Linked DNA regions of Homo sapiens: region 2 is linked to region 1. Evidence: chromatin loops called from intact Hi-C (ENCODE). Cell type or tissue: heart left ventricle. All regions are shown on one strand. Each heading gives the region's core, and the rest is flanking DNA. Links, peaks and the distances in the headings are about the cores only.

Region 1 (6,635 bases), core at 1,670-5,669:
GCATGTGCCACCACGCCTGGCTAATTTTTGTATTTTTAGTAGAGACGGGTTTTCTCCATGTTGGTCAGGCTGGTCTCAAACTCCTGACCTTAGGTGATCTGCCCGCCTTGGCCTCCCAAAGTGCTGGGATTACAGGTGTGAGCCACCACGCCCGGGCCTGTTAGACTCTTGATTGCCTTCCCCAGCTATTACTTTGGTACATGTGAGGCCAAAGATAAATTAGTGGCAACTGAAAGATAAGGAAATCTTGAAGGCTGGGAGTCCAGATAGAAAGCCCTAATGCCTTCCCTCTCCTCCACTCCCAATGCCTTTTTAAAAGTGATGATGGATGTGGCATCTTGGCCTCTCAGAAACCAGCTGGCCTAATGGCAGGGCTTCCTCACTGGAGGAGAAGCATTGAGATCTTCAACCTAAGTTCTCTTACTCAGGTTTCTCTGTCTGAATGTCAAGGGTAGGCTTTATTTCCTTCAGGGCATTTAGTCCTGGATTGGTAGCTTGAGTAATTTTGCTCTTGATTGACTCCTTAACCTTCCAGGGCTCCTCTGACCTCTTCCCTCTACTTCCCAGTGAATACCATGTTTATTAGAGATTTTATGTTTGGTAGGGGGTAGTTACCATATGTCAGTTTAAAAATTTCATAAGTTTAGCAGTTTGTTGTTTTTTTTTTTTGTTTTGTTTTTTTTGAGAAGGAGCCTCACTGTGTCGCCAGGCTGGAGTGCTGTGGCACGATCTTGGCTCAACTGCAACCTCCGCCTCCCAGATTTAAGCGATTCCCCTGCCTCAGCCTCCTGAGTAGCTGGGGTTACAGGCGCCCACTACCACACCCAGGTGATTTTTTGTATTTTAGTAAAGAGGGGTTTCACCATGTTGGCCAGGATGGTCTTGATCTCCTAAACTCGTGATCCGCCCAGCTCAGCCTCCCAAAGTGCTGGGATTACAGGTGTGAGCCACCACACCCAGCCAAGTTTAACAGCTTTTGAAAGTCTTTTTTTTTTTTAGGCTGGGTACAGTGGCTCATGCCTGTATCCCAGCACTTTGGGAGGCCGAGGTGGGCAGATCACTTGGTCAGGAGTTCGAGACCAGCCTGGCCAAAATGGTGAAACCCCATCTCTACTAAAAAATTACTTGGGCGTGGTGGTGGGCACCTGTAGTCCCAGCTACTCGGGAGGCTGAGGCGGGAGAATCCCTTGAACCCAGGAGGTGGAGGTTGCAGTCAGCTGAGATCATGCCATTGCCCTCCAGCCTGGGCGACCGACGAGCAAAACTGTCTCAAAAAAAGAAAAAAAAATCTTTTAGATGAATTTGAATACTTTTTACTTACTATATGTATGCCACACTATTAGCTAAAAGGACTATTTTTTTTTCTTTGCTAGGAGCCGGTGAAACCTGAAGAAGGCAGAGATATGGCAAACAGGATTGGCGCTTTTGGGTACATGGAGTGTTCAGCAAAGACCAAAGATGGAGTGAGAGAGGTTTTTGAAATGGCTACGAGAGCTGCTCTGCAAGCTAGACGTGGGAAGAAAAAATCTGGGTGCCTTGTCTTGTGAAACCTTGCTGCAAGCACAGCCCTTATGCGGTTAATTTTGAAGTGCTGTTTATTAATCTTAGTGTATGATTACTGGCCTTTTTCATTTATCTATAATTTACCTAAGATTACAAATCAGAAGTCATCTTGCTACCAGTATTTAGAAGCCAACTATGATTATTAACGATGTCCAACCCGTCTGGCCCACCAGGGTCCTTTTGACACTGCTCTAACAGCCCTCCTCTGCACTCCCACCTGACACACCAGGCGCTAATTCAAGGAATTTCTTAACTTCTTGCTTCTTTCTAGAAAGAGAAACAGTTGGTAACTTTTGTGAATTAGGCTGTAACTACTTTATAACTAACATGTCCTGCCTATTATCTGTCAGCTGCAAGGTACTCTGGTGAGTCACCACTTCAGGGCTTTACTCCGTAACAGATTTTGTTGGCATAGCTCTGGGGTGGGCAGTTTTTTGAAAATGGGCTCAACCAGAAAAGCCCAAGTTCATGCAGCTGTGGCAGAGTTACAGTTCTGTGGTTTCATGTTAGTTACCTTATAGTTACTGTGTAATTAGTGCCACTTAATGTATGTTACCAAAAATAAATATATCTACCCCAGACTAGATGTAGTATTTTTTGTATAATTGGATTTCCTAATACTGTCATCCTCAAAGAAAGTGTATTGGTTTTTTAAAAAAGAAAGTGTATTTGGAAATAAAGTCAGATGGAAAATTCATTTTTTAAATTCCCGTTTTGTCACTTTTTCTGATAAAAGATGGCCATATTACCCCTTTTCGGCCCCATGTATCTCAGTACCCCATGGAGCTGGGCTAAGTAAATAGGAATTGGTTTCACGCCTGAGGCAATTAGACACTTTGGAAGATGGCATAACCTGTCTCACCTGGACTTAAGCATCTGGCTCTAATTCACAGTGCTCTTTTCTCCTCACTGTATCCAGGTTCCCTCCCAGAGGAGCCACCAGTTCTCATGGGTGGCACTCAGTCTCTCTTCTCTCCAGCTGACTAAACTTTTTTTCTGTACCAGTTAATTTTTCCAACTACTAATAGAATAAAGGCAGTTTTCTAAACTTCCTGTATCCTGTTGTTTGTGTTGCTCTCTCCAGGGCTGGGGGTAGGAGGATGCAAGGACTTCCTGGCCTAGCTCACCCTGGAGAGGTTTGTTGAGTGCAAAGGACTAGCTTGTGCCCCACCTCCCACCCACCCAGCAGCTAATCTGGTCCCTCCCAACAACATGGAAATGATTACCCTGTACCGCATTCTGGTTCAGATTTGGGGGTAGGGTGAATGCAGCCTGAGGAGGCCAGGGAGGGAGGACTCCGGCAGCGTTTCCTTGGCCTCGGCGAGCTACTGGGCTCCACTTAAGGAGGCTGGGGCAGAGCTTCCAGGACTCTGCCCGGTTAGAAAACCCGCACGAGGGCGGTGCCGCTTTGGAGACAGGGAGGAGGGAGACCGGAAGCCTAGATCCCTCTGGCTGTCCCCTGCACTGCCGGTAACATGGCACAGGAGAGGAGGGCTGTTTGTGCACGGGCAGCTCCTGCAGCTGCTGCCGTCGCCCACCAGCCTCCTATGCCAAACCCCACATCCTAACTCAGGAACCTCTGAGAAAAAACGGAGCCCTCGAGGGCCCCAGCCCTTGGAAGGGTAACCTGGACCGCTGCCGCCTGGTTGCCTGGGCCAGACCAGACATGCCTGCTGCTCCTTCCGGCTTAGGAGGAGCACGCGTCCCGCTCGGGCGCACTCTCCAGCCTTTTCCTGGCTGAGGAGGGGCCGAGCCCTCCGGGTAGGGCGGGGGCCGGATGAGGCGGGACCCTCAGGCCCGGAAAACTGCCTGTGCCACGTGACCCGCCGCCGGCCAGTTAAAAGGAGGCGCCTGCTGGCCTCCCCTTACAGTGCTTGTTCGGGGCGCTCCGCTGGCTTCTTGGACAATTGCGCCATGTGTGCTGCTCGGCTAGCGGCGGCGGCGGCGGCGGCCCAGTCGGTGTATGCCTTCTCGGCGCGCCCGCTGGCCGGCGGGGAGCCTGTGAGCCTGGGCTCCCTGCGGGGCAAGGTACTACTTATCGAGAATGTGGCGTCCCTCTGAGGCACCACGGTCCGGGACTACACCCAGATGAACGAGCTGCAGCGGCGCCTCGGACCCCGGGGCCTGGTGGTGCTCGGCTTCCCGTGCAACCAGTTTGGGCATCAGGTGCGCCGGGCGGAGCGGGGCGGGGCGGGGGCGGACGTGCAGTAGTGGCTGGGGGCGCCGGCGGTGTGCTGGTGGGTGCCGTCGGCTCCATGCGCGGAGAGTCTGGCTACTCTCTCGTTTCCTTTCTGTTGCTCGTAGCTGCTGAAATTCCTCTCCGCCCTTGGGATTGCGCATGGAGGGCAAAATCCCGGTGACTCATAGAAAATCTCCCTTGTTTGTGGTTAGAACGTTTCTCTCCTCCTCTTGACCCCGGGTTCTAGCTGCCCTTCTCTCCTGTAGGAGAACGCCAAGAACGAAGAGATTCTGAATTCCCTCAAGTACGTCCGGCCTGGTGGTGGGTTCGAGCCCAACTTCATGCTCTTCGAGAAGTGCGAGGTGAACGGTGCGGGGGCGCACCCTCTCTTCGCCTTCCTGCGGGAGGCCCTGCCAGCTCCCAGCGACGACGCCACCGCGCTTATGACCGACCCCAAGCTCATCACCTGGTCTCCGGTGTGTCGCAACGATGTTGCCTGGAACTTTGAGAAGTTCCTGGTGGGCCCTGACGGTGTGCCCCTACGCAGGTACAGCCGCCGCTTCCAGACCATTGACATCGAGCCTGACATCGAAGCCCTGCTGTCTCAAGGGCCCAGCTGTGCCTAGGGCGCCCCTCCTACCCCGGCTGCTTGGCAGTTGCAGTGCTGCTGTCTCGGGGGGGTTTTCATCTATGAGGGTGTTTCCTCTAAACCTACGAGGGAGGAACACCTGATCTTACAGAAAATACCACCTCGAGATGGGTGCTGGTCCTGTTGATCCCAGTCTCTGCCAGACCAAGGCGAGTTTCCCCACTAATAAAGTGCCGGGTGTCAGCAGAACTGTGTGTATGTCCTGTGTCATTGTCATTTGGGAATTCTTTTTCTTTTCTTTTTTTTTTTTTTTTTTTGAGACGGAGTTTTTTGCTCTATTGCCCAGGCTGGAGTGCAGTGGCGCAATCTAGGCTCACTGCAAGCTCCGCCTCCCGGGTTCACGCCATTCTCCTGCCTCAACCTCCTGAGTAGCTGGGACTACAGGTGCCTGCCACCACGCCCGGCTAATTTTTTGTATTTTTAGTAGAGACAGGGTTTCACCGTGTTAGCCAGGATGGTATCGATCTCCTGACCTCGTGATCCACCCGCCTCGGCCTCCCAAAGTGCTGGGATTACAGGTATGAGCCACCGCACCCGGCCTGGCGATACTTTTTCTAACCTCATTGTCATAGTGGTGGGAACTTAATCCTCCTTCCCTTATCCTAGCCAAGTCTGAACTTTCTGTCCTTTTGTCTGCAGCGTGTAGGATCCACTCTTTCCTTTGTGGGAAGTCTGGCTCCTGGCCTGCATTTCTGCCTTCACCAGAACATGCAAAGGGCCATCTCAAGACCCAGTTACAACAAAGTCCTTACTTCAAAAAAGACACAAGGCAATGGTTGACTGCCTAACTCAAATGATAGACTTCTGACTACTTGCTGCACGCTGAAATGACTGTCACAAAATAACATGAGCCCCCACTCACATTTGGAGTCATGGCCTCTCCAATTGTTAGGTCCACACAATCCCATTTTACACGGAAGCTCATGCAATGTTATAAATTCTGTTATCTGGCTAGATCTTTCCATGTTGCTACCAAGTGCCTGTATCTGCTGTGACGATGATCTTACAAGTTTCTGCCTCATATATTCAAGAGTGAGAAAACTATAATTTAACTGGCCCTTCTGACTATGCCCTGCCCAACACTTAACGTGCAATTAATTGCACATTCAGGCCCAGGATAAGGGCTTGTCTTTGAAGCCAGCTGCTGCTTCTCGGGCACCACTCAGGTCCAGCCTCTCCATCTGTTGACCCTGCTGCCAATAATCTTTAATTTTTTTTTTTTTTTTTTTTTTTTTGAGACAGTCTTGCTCTGTTGCGCAGGCTGGAGTGCAGTGGTGTAATCTCGGCTCACTGCAAGCTCCGCCTCCCGGGTTCACGCCATTCTGCCTCAGCCTCCCGAGTAGCTGGGACTACAGGCGCCCGCCACCACGCCCGGCTAATTTTTTTCTGTTTTTTAGTAGACGGGGTTTCACCGTGTTAGCCAGGATGGTCTCGATCTCCTGACCTCGTGATCCACCCGCCTTGGCCTCCCAAAGTGCTGGGATTACAGGCTTGAGCAGCAATAATCTTTCAAGACAGATTTGGAGCCATTTCCTAACGCAGTGCAGGGGACTGCAGGGCCTGGGTGTAGCTTCCGCTTGTGCAAACAGGTACCCAGAGACATGGTAGTGCTGTTCACCCGCTGACTGTGGACCAGAGGTTCTGGAGTCCCAGCATTTGTGTTCAAATTCGTGACTCAAGGTCCTTCTTAGTCTGAACCAACTCTCAAGGACTTTTCCTCTTGCCCTAAGCAGTGATCTTTGCTGCTGCTTTCCCCCTTTGTCTGCCCTTAGGTCACTAAGGATTGTAGGGCCTTCTGGACCTGCTCTGGCTCCATCCTGAGAACTCCTGAACAGGCCCACCTCCCTCTGGTTCTCTCTGCCCCAGCCTTTGAGTCCCCCTTGGGGTGACCCAGGTAGAACTATCAGCTTCCCCTTTGGACCTCACTCTACTTGTGTTGTTCCTTGGAACTCTCAGGAGTCTCACTCTTGCCCAGGCTGGGGTGCAGTGGCATGATCTCAGCTCACTGCAGCCTCCACCTCCCAAGTTTAAGCGATTCTCCTGCCTCAGCCTCCCCAGTGGCTGGGATTACAGGTGCCTACCACCATGCCTGGCTACTTTTTAATATTTTTAGTAGAGATGGGATTTCGCCATGTTGGCCAGGCTGGTCTCAAACTCCTGACCTCAGGTGATCTGCCTGCCTAGGCCTCCCAAAGTGCTGGGATTACAGGCGTGAGCCACTGCGCCCTGCCAGAATGGAATGTT
Region 2 (6,635 bases), core at 1,464-5,463, 49 kb before region 1:
TTCAACCACTTAGTATCACCCAGATGTGTAATGTGTACCATGCGGATGATTGTCACCTTAGATGTGGCTAGATTGGCGGAGATACTGTTTTGAGCATTTGGCACAAGTGACATTGGACTGAAAAACTAGTTTTTAATTGTAAAGAATGACTTATTGAAGGATCTCTGGATAACTTGTCTTAATTGGTTCCATCTACTTTTGTGGAGCACTGATGGCTCTTGGGGACATTAAATATATAAGGTGCACCTTGGTTTGAGTTAAAGTCTAGTGCTAGATTTATCCTCTCTGTTCTCATAAAAATCTGTGTTGGAGGGAAGAAGAGAGTAGGAATACTGTGTAGTTCTTGAGTTTTAGATCTAAGAGGAATCTTTCAGGACTGGTTGTCCAACCCCATTTGCAGATGAGCAAACTGAGTCCCAGAGACTTAAGTAAATTTCCCAAGGTTACCTATCTAGTCAGGAGCAGACCAGAACTGTCTGCTCTGTTAAGGTATTCTCCATTTACTCCCAAGCAGTTGGCCTCCAGAGTCAGCTAAAATTCAGGACTTCTAGCTTATTCCATTGTTTCTTCTTTTAAACCTTGTTGATGGTGAATAGTTTGGGAGAAACTGTTCATTTGCCAAAAAATTTCGGTTCATTAGCTTACACAGCACTCTCCCCTTGTTAACTGGATGGTCCTGCCTTCAATTGAGGGAGATAGATGAATGTACGAGGGTCCCTGGTTGGCCTAATCATGGCTTTGTTTGGATTTTTTTTTAAGGGACCAACTTCTAGAGCAAGGCCTACACTTTACTGCTTCAAAACCAAGATATTTAGGTCAGGCTAAGATATTTTTAGTTAACTGTGGGCACTTTTGACTGTTGATTTGGGGTACTGCGTGTATCAAGTAAACAATTCCCTGTGCACATGCATGTGGTGGTGGTGGAGTATTTTCGTAGTCCTGATTTCTTTCCATTTGTCAGTTAACTGCTTTTTAAAAGTTTATTCTGGTCATATGGGGGTGTAAGTTATTAGGAGAGTAAAAACAGGTAGCTCTTCAGGTGTTTCTTGTCCATGGGGTGGAGTCCATGCAGTGACTGGAGAAGGTGCTAGTTTGCGTCTTTTTAATTGTCTTAGAGAGCTGAGAGATATATGTTAACTCTGAGAAGAAAGACTGATCAGCTTCTAAGAGAGCTAATTTGAAGCTGCTGGCCTTCTGTAGACAGCACCTTGGGTTTAATTGCATTGTGGTTACTAGTGATTATGATAAATAGTACATAGTCACTGGATTTTAAAATTGGCCATATAGTTGTAGTTTTATATTTATTTTTATTTTTGAAATGGAGTCTCACTCTGTTGCCCAGGCTGGAGTGCAGTGGCGCGATCTCAGCTCACTGCACCGTCTGCCTCCTGGGTTCAAGTGATTCTCCTGCCTCGGCCCCTGGAGTAGCTGGGACTACAGGCACCCACCACCATTCCTGGCTAACTTTTGTATTTTTAGTAGAGATGGGGTTTCACCGTGTTGGCCAGGCTGGTCTTGAACTCCTGACCTCAGGTGATCCGCCTGCCTTGGCCTCCCAAAGTGCTGGGATTACAAGGGTGAGCCACCACGCCCACCCATATTTGTAGTTTTAAAAGGATCCTGGCAGGGCGCGGTGGTTCATGCCTGTAATCCCAGCACTTTGGGAGGCCGAGGCGGGCGGATCACGAGGTCTGGAGACCATCCTGGCTAACACGGTGAAACCCCGTCTCTACTAAAAATACAAAAAAAATTAGCTGGGTGTGGTGGCGGGCGCCTGTAGTCCCAGCTGCTCTGGAGGCTGAGGCAGGGGAATGGCGTGAACCCGAGAGGCGGAGCTTGCCGTGAGCTGAGATCGCGCCACTGTGCTCCAGCCAGGGCAACAGAGCGAGACTCCGTCTCAAAAAAAAAAAAAAAGGATCTTAAGTATTTTGTCTGACTCTGCCATTTAGTTTATTCCTTTGTTTACCTGCCCAATGGAACTGTTTGCTTGTAACTACACATTAATATAACTAAATTTTGAACTTAATGTTACATGCCTTGCTATACATGGGGCTCTTTGGGGACATGCTCATTTGTGGGATTAAAATTTCCAAGACGGTTTGAAGTTTGTAATTACTATAAAATCCCTCATCTTTAATCTGTGGAGCTGTAGTATTAAGTGAAGGCCTTGGTATGTTCATAATTACGATAGTCATGTGACTGAAAATCAGGCACTGAAGCTGCTCGTTCTGGGTGTTGGTCTCAGTTTATTGATGCTTCATCCAAATACATTTTTATAGCTAATAATAAAGAAAAACATCAAATACTCTTGCTAAATTGCAATCAGTATGCAGTTTATGCCAAACTTAGCTTGATTTTATTTTTTGAAGAGGATGAGTATGTATATTTAAGCATATGTGTGTGTGTGTATATGTATATATACTTGTGTATACGTATATACGTGTATACGTATATATATGTGTACATATACGTGTATACGTATATATATGTGTACATATACGTGTGTGTATGTGTGTGTGTATATATATATATTTTTTTTTTTTTCTCTTTTGAGACTGAGTCTCACTCTGTCGTCCGGGCCAGAGTGCAGTAGCGCCATCTCGGCTCACTGCAACCGCCGCCTCCTAGTTCAAGTGATTCTTGTGCCTCGGCCTCTGGAGTAGTTGGGAGTACCAGCATGCGCCACTGTGCTCAGCTAATTTTTGTATTTTTAGTAGAGACGGGGTTTCACCATGTTGGTCAGGCTGTTCTCGAACTCCTGGCCTTGTGATCTGCCCCCCTTGGCCTCTGAAAGTGTTGAGATTGCAGGTGAGAGCCACTATGTCTGGCCATATTTAAGCATATTTATGATAGTATCTTAAATTTAAGTGAAGGGAAAGAGGAAAACATACACAGCCAATGAAGTAAGTTTGAAGTGGAGTGAAAGGAAAAGTTGGAGGTAAAAAGAGGTTAGAGAGGTGGGCAGGGGCCAAATCATATAGGGCCTTTAGGACATGGGAAATTCTTTGGATTTGTTCTGAGATTAGAAGTCATTTAGATATTCTTTAGAAAGGGAATGACATGATCTGATATTAAAAAAAAAACTAGAATCACTGTGAGTAGGAGTAGATCTAATTCCATTCTGACTAAATAGTAAACTAATATGATAATTTGGACAAATATAAAAAGGAATTCCTGGCTGGGAGCAGTGGCTGATGCCTGTAATCCCAGCACTTTGGAAGTGCTGGGCAGGTGGATCACTTGAGGTCAGGAGTTTGAGACCAGCCTGGCCACATGGTGAAACCCTGTCTCTACTAAAAATACAAAACATTAGCTGGGCGTGGCAGCAGGCGCCTATAATCCCGGCTATTCAGGAGGCTGAGATAGGAGAATCACTTTAACCTGGGAGGCGGAGGTTGCTGTGAGCAGAGATCGAGCCATTGCACTCCAGCCTGGGAGACGGTGCAAGACTCAAAAAAAAAAAAAAAAAAAAAAAAACGGAAAGGATTTCATAATATTAATTTCCTTGACTTAGTGACTTCTGCCTATTTTATTTGAAGTCATTGGTTCTTCTCTTCTCTTCTCTTGAGACAGGGTCTCACTGTCACCCAGGCTGGAGTGCAGTGAGTGATCTTTGTTCACTTCAACCTTTGTTTCCCAGGTTCAAGCGATTCTCGTGCCTCAGTCTCTAGAGTAGCTGGGACTACAGGTGTGTGTGTGTGACCATGCCCGACTAATTTTTGTATTTTTAGTAAAGACGGGATCTCACCATGTTGGCCAGGATGGCCTTGATCTCTTGACCTCGTGACCCCGTGACCCACCCACCTTGGCCTCCCAAGGTGTTGGGATTACAAGCATGAGCCACTAAGGATTTGTTTTTAAAATTTTTTTGCTTTATTTTTTTCTTCTCTTTTTTTGTACTAGAGATGGTGTCTTGCTATGTTGCCCAGACAGATCTTGTACTCCTGGGCTCAAGTTGTCCTCCTGCCTCAGCCTCCCAAAGTGCTGGGATTAAAGATGTGAGTCAAGCGATTCTCGTGCCTCAACCTACCCACTAGCTCGATTACAGGTGCCATCCACCACCTGCCCACCACCCTTGGCTAATTTTTGTATTTTGTATTTTAGTAGAGACAAGAATTTTACCATGTCGGCCAGGCTGGTCTCAAATTCCTGACCTCAGGCAATCCACCCGCCTCAGCTTCCTGCTGGGATTACGGGCGTGAGCTACCCTGGCCAAGATTTTTAATTTCTGAAGCTTATAGCTGCTCTAAAGCACAAGGATTCAGTCCCATGATTTAAAAAAGTTGCTTGTTTTGACTTCAAGTATATGGTTGAGCATTCTAACTTTTGTTATGTATACATTTTTATTTTACTGTATTCTTCTAGCCATTGTATCCTAGTCTGTATGTTGCAGATGAGTTGTGATTCTCTGGTGTCTCTTCCATGGACCTAGAGATCATATGCTCTACTACTGGGATTTTTTTTTGTAACTTTGTTTGGGATATAGGCTTTGAGAGGTTAAGGAAGTAAATTTAAGATGGATATTTAATGTTGTAACACTTTGTTAATGCTTTTTTCTACAAGATAATTTTATTATGTGATATGGCAGCTTTGTTGGAAATACCTGTTTTTTTGTGTGTGTGGAAAATTTCTTTTCTGGATGAAATCTCTTGTTTAACTTTTCCAGTTATTCATAATGAAGCTCTGTTTATCTTTTGAAGATCTTAAGTTCAGAAACAGAAGGCAGGCTGCGTATGGTGGCTCATGCCAGTTATCCCAGCACTTTGGGAGGCCGAGGTGGGTGGGTCACCTGAGGTCAGGAGTTCGAAACCAGTCTGACCAACATGGTGAAACCCCATCTCTACTAAAAATACAAAAATCAGCCGAGTGTATTAGTGAGTGCCTGTAATCCCAGCTACTCGGAAGGCTGAAGCAGGAGAATCCCTCGAACTTGAGAGGCGCAGGTTGCAGTGAGCCAAGATTGCTGCACTCCAGCCCGGGCAACAGAGCGAAACTCCGTCTCAAACATACACACAAAAAAAAGAAGGAAAGAAAAGGCAGTAGAGTATCTTATTTAAGAGCATGGATTCTGGAGAGAAACTGACAGTTAAATACTAGCTCTGACACTTGATGGCTTGAGACCCTTGGCAGTAGTATGTCTCCTTTGTAATTCAGTTTTTTTCTTCTGTAGAAAGGGAATGGTAAGGAAGCGCCATGAGATTTCAGTGAGAGAGAAGCACTTACCTCAAGTGCCAGACATGTAGCCCTTCAACTAACTTATTTTATTTATTTATTTTTTGAGATGGAGTTTTGCTCTTGTTGCCCAGGCTGGAGTGCAATGGCGTGATCCCAGCTCACTGCAACCTCCACCTCCTGGATTCAAGTGATTCTCCTGCCTCAGCCTCCCCATTAGTTGGGGTTTACAGGCATGTCACCATGCCCAGCTAATTTTTTTTTTTTTTTTTTTTTTTTTGAGACACAGTCTCGCTCTGTCACCCAGGCTGGAGTGCAGTGGCGCGATCTCGGCTCACTGCAACCTCCGCCCTCCGAGTTCAAGCAGTTCTCCTTCCTCAGCCTCCTGAGTAGCTGAGACTACAGGTGCCCGCCACCACGCCCGGCTAGGTGTTTTTTTTTTTTGTATTTTTAGTAGAGACAGGGTTTTACCGTGTTAGCCAGGATGGTCCCGATCTCCTGACCTCAGGTGATCTGCCTGCCTCCGCCTCCCAAAGTGTTGGGATTATAGGTGTGAGCCACCGCGCCTGGCCTACTTTTTTTATTATTTTTTTTTTTGGAGACAAGAGTCTCGCTCTGTCGCCCAGGCTGGAGTGCAGTGGCGTGATCTCGGCTCACTGCAAACTCTGCCTCCCGGGTTCATGCGGTTCTCCTGCCTTAGCCTCCCAGGTAAACTGGGACTACAGGTGCATGCTGCCACGCCTGGCTAATTTTTTTTTTTTTTTGTATTTTAGTAGAGACGGGGTTTAACCATGTTGCCCAGGCTGGTCTCCATCTCCTGAGCTCAGGCAATCTGCCTGCCTTGGCCTCCCAAAGTGCTAGGATTACAGCCGTGAGCCACCGTGCCTGGCCTTCTGGCCTTTTTTTTTTTTTTTTTTTTTTTTTTTGAGACGGAGTCTTGCTCTGTTGTCTAAGCTGGAGTGTAGTGGCACAATCTCGGCTCACTGCAATCTCTGCCTACCAGGGTGCAAGCGATTCTCCTGCCTCAGCCTCCCAAGTAGCTGGGACTACAGGTGCGTGCCACCATGCCCGGCTAATTTTGTGTGTGTGTGTGTGTGTGTGTGTTTTACTAGAGACGGGGTTTTACTTTGTTGGCCAGGCTGGTCTTGAACTCCTGACCTTGTGATCCACCTGCCTTGGCTTCCCAAAGTACTGGGATTACGGGTGTGAGCCACTGCGCCTGGCTTTTTTTTGGAGAGATAAGGTCTTGTTTTGTCATCTAGGCTGGAGTGCAGTGGCACAGTCATAGCTCATGGTGGCCTCCAACTTTTGGTGTCAAGGTATCCTTACGCCTCGTCCTCCCTAGTAGCTGGGACTACAGGTGTATGTGCCACTGCGCCCAGCTAATATTTTTACATTTTGTAGAGATGGAGTCTTGCTGTCTTGCCCAGGTTGGGTCTCAGACTCCTGGGCTCAAACAGTCC

Evidence for each region. A loop is a pair of places that touch in the nucleus more often than their neighbours do. Peaks named below come from ENCODE experiments on the same cell type or tissue, not always from the same donor. Only the 100,000 strongest peaks of a DNase experiment are listed, where the experiment ranks them.
Region 2: a loop joins it to region 1, with 3 times the contacts of the local background. A loop is called at or near these places in 78 of 110 quality-filtered maps.

What each region holds. Positions count from the first base shown.
Region 1 is chr3:49,355,121-49,361,755 of GRCh38, reverse strand. GPX1 (glutathione peroxidase 1) reads left to right here and starts at 3,403. Exons shown (of 2, transcript NM_000581.4): 1 at 3,403-3,729; 2 at 4,009-4,580. The coding sequence starts at 3,478. The coding sequence ends at 4,368. RHOA (ras homolog family member A) reads left to right here. Exons shown (of 5, transcript NM_001664.4): 5 at 1,374-2,611. The coding sequence ends at 1,547. RefSeq lists enhancers at 2,510-3,118, 2,881-3,210, 3,119-3,727 and a silencer at 3,371-3,430. In heart left ventricle, for the core only: no CTCF peak of the experiment used is centred there; DNase peaks (open chromatin) are centred at 2,975, 3,345, 3,735 and 4,175; H3K4me3 peaks cover 2,994 bases; H3K27ac peaks cover 2,752 bases.
Region 2 is chr3:49,404,075-49,410,709 of GRCh38, reverse strand. The region is part of intron 1 of RHOA (ras homolog family member A); the gene reads left to right. Among named protein-coding and RNA genes, the nearest start is that of RHOA, 4.6 kb to the left of the region's middle. In heart left ventricle, for the core only: no CTCF peak of the experiment used is centred there; no DNase peak of the experiment used is centred there; H3K4me3 peaks cover 1,316 bases; H3K27ac peaks cover 802 bases.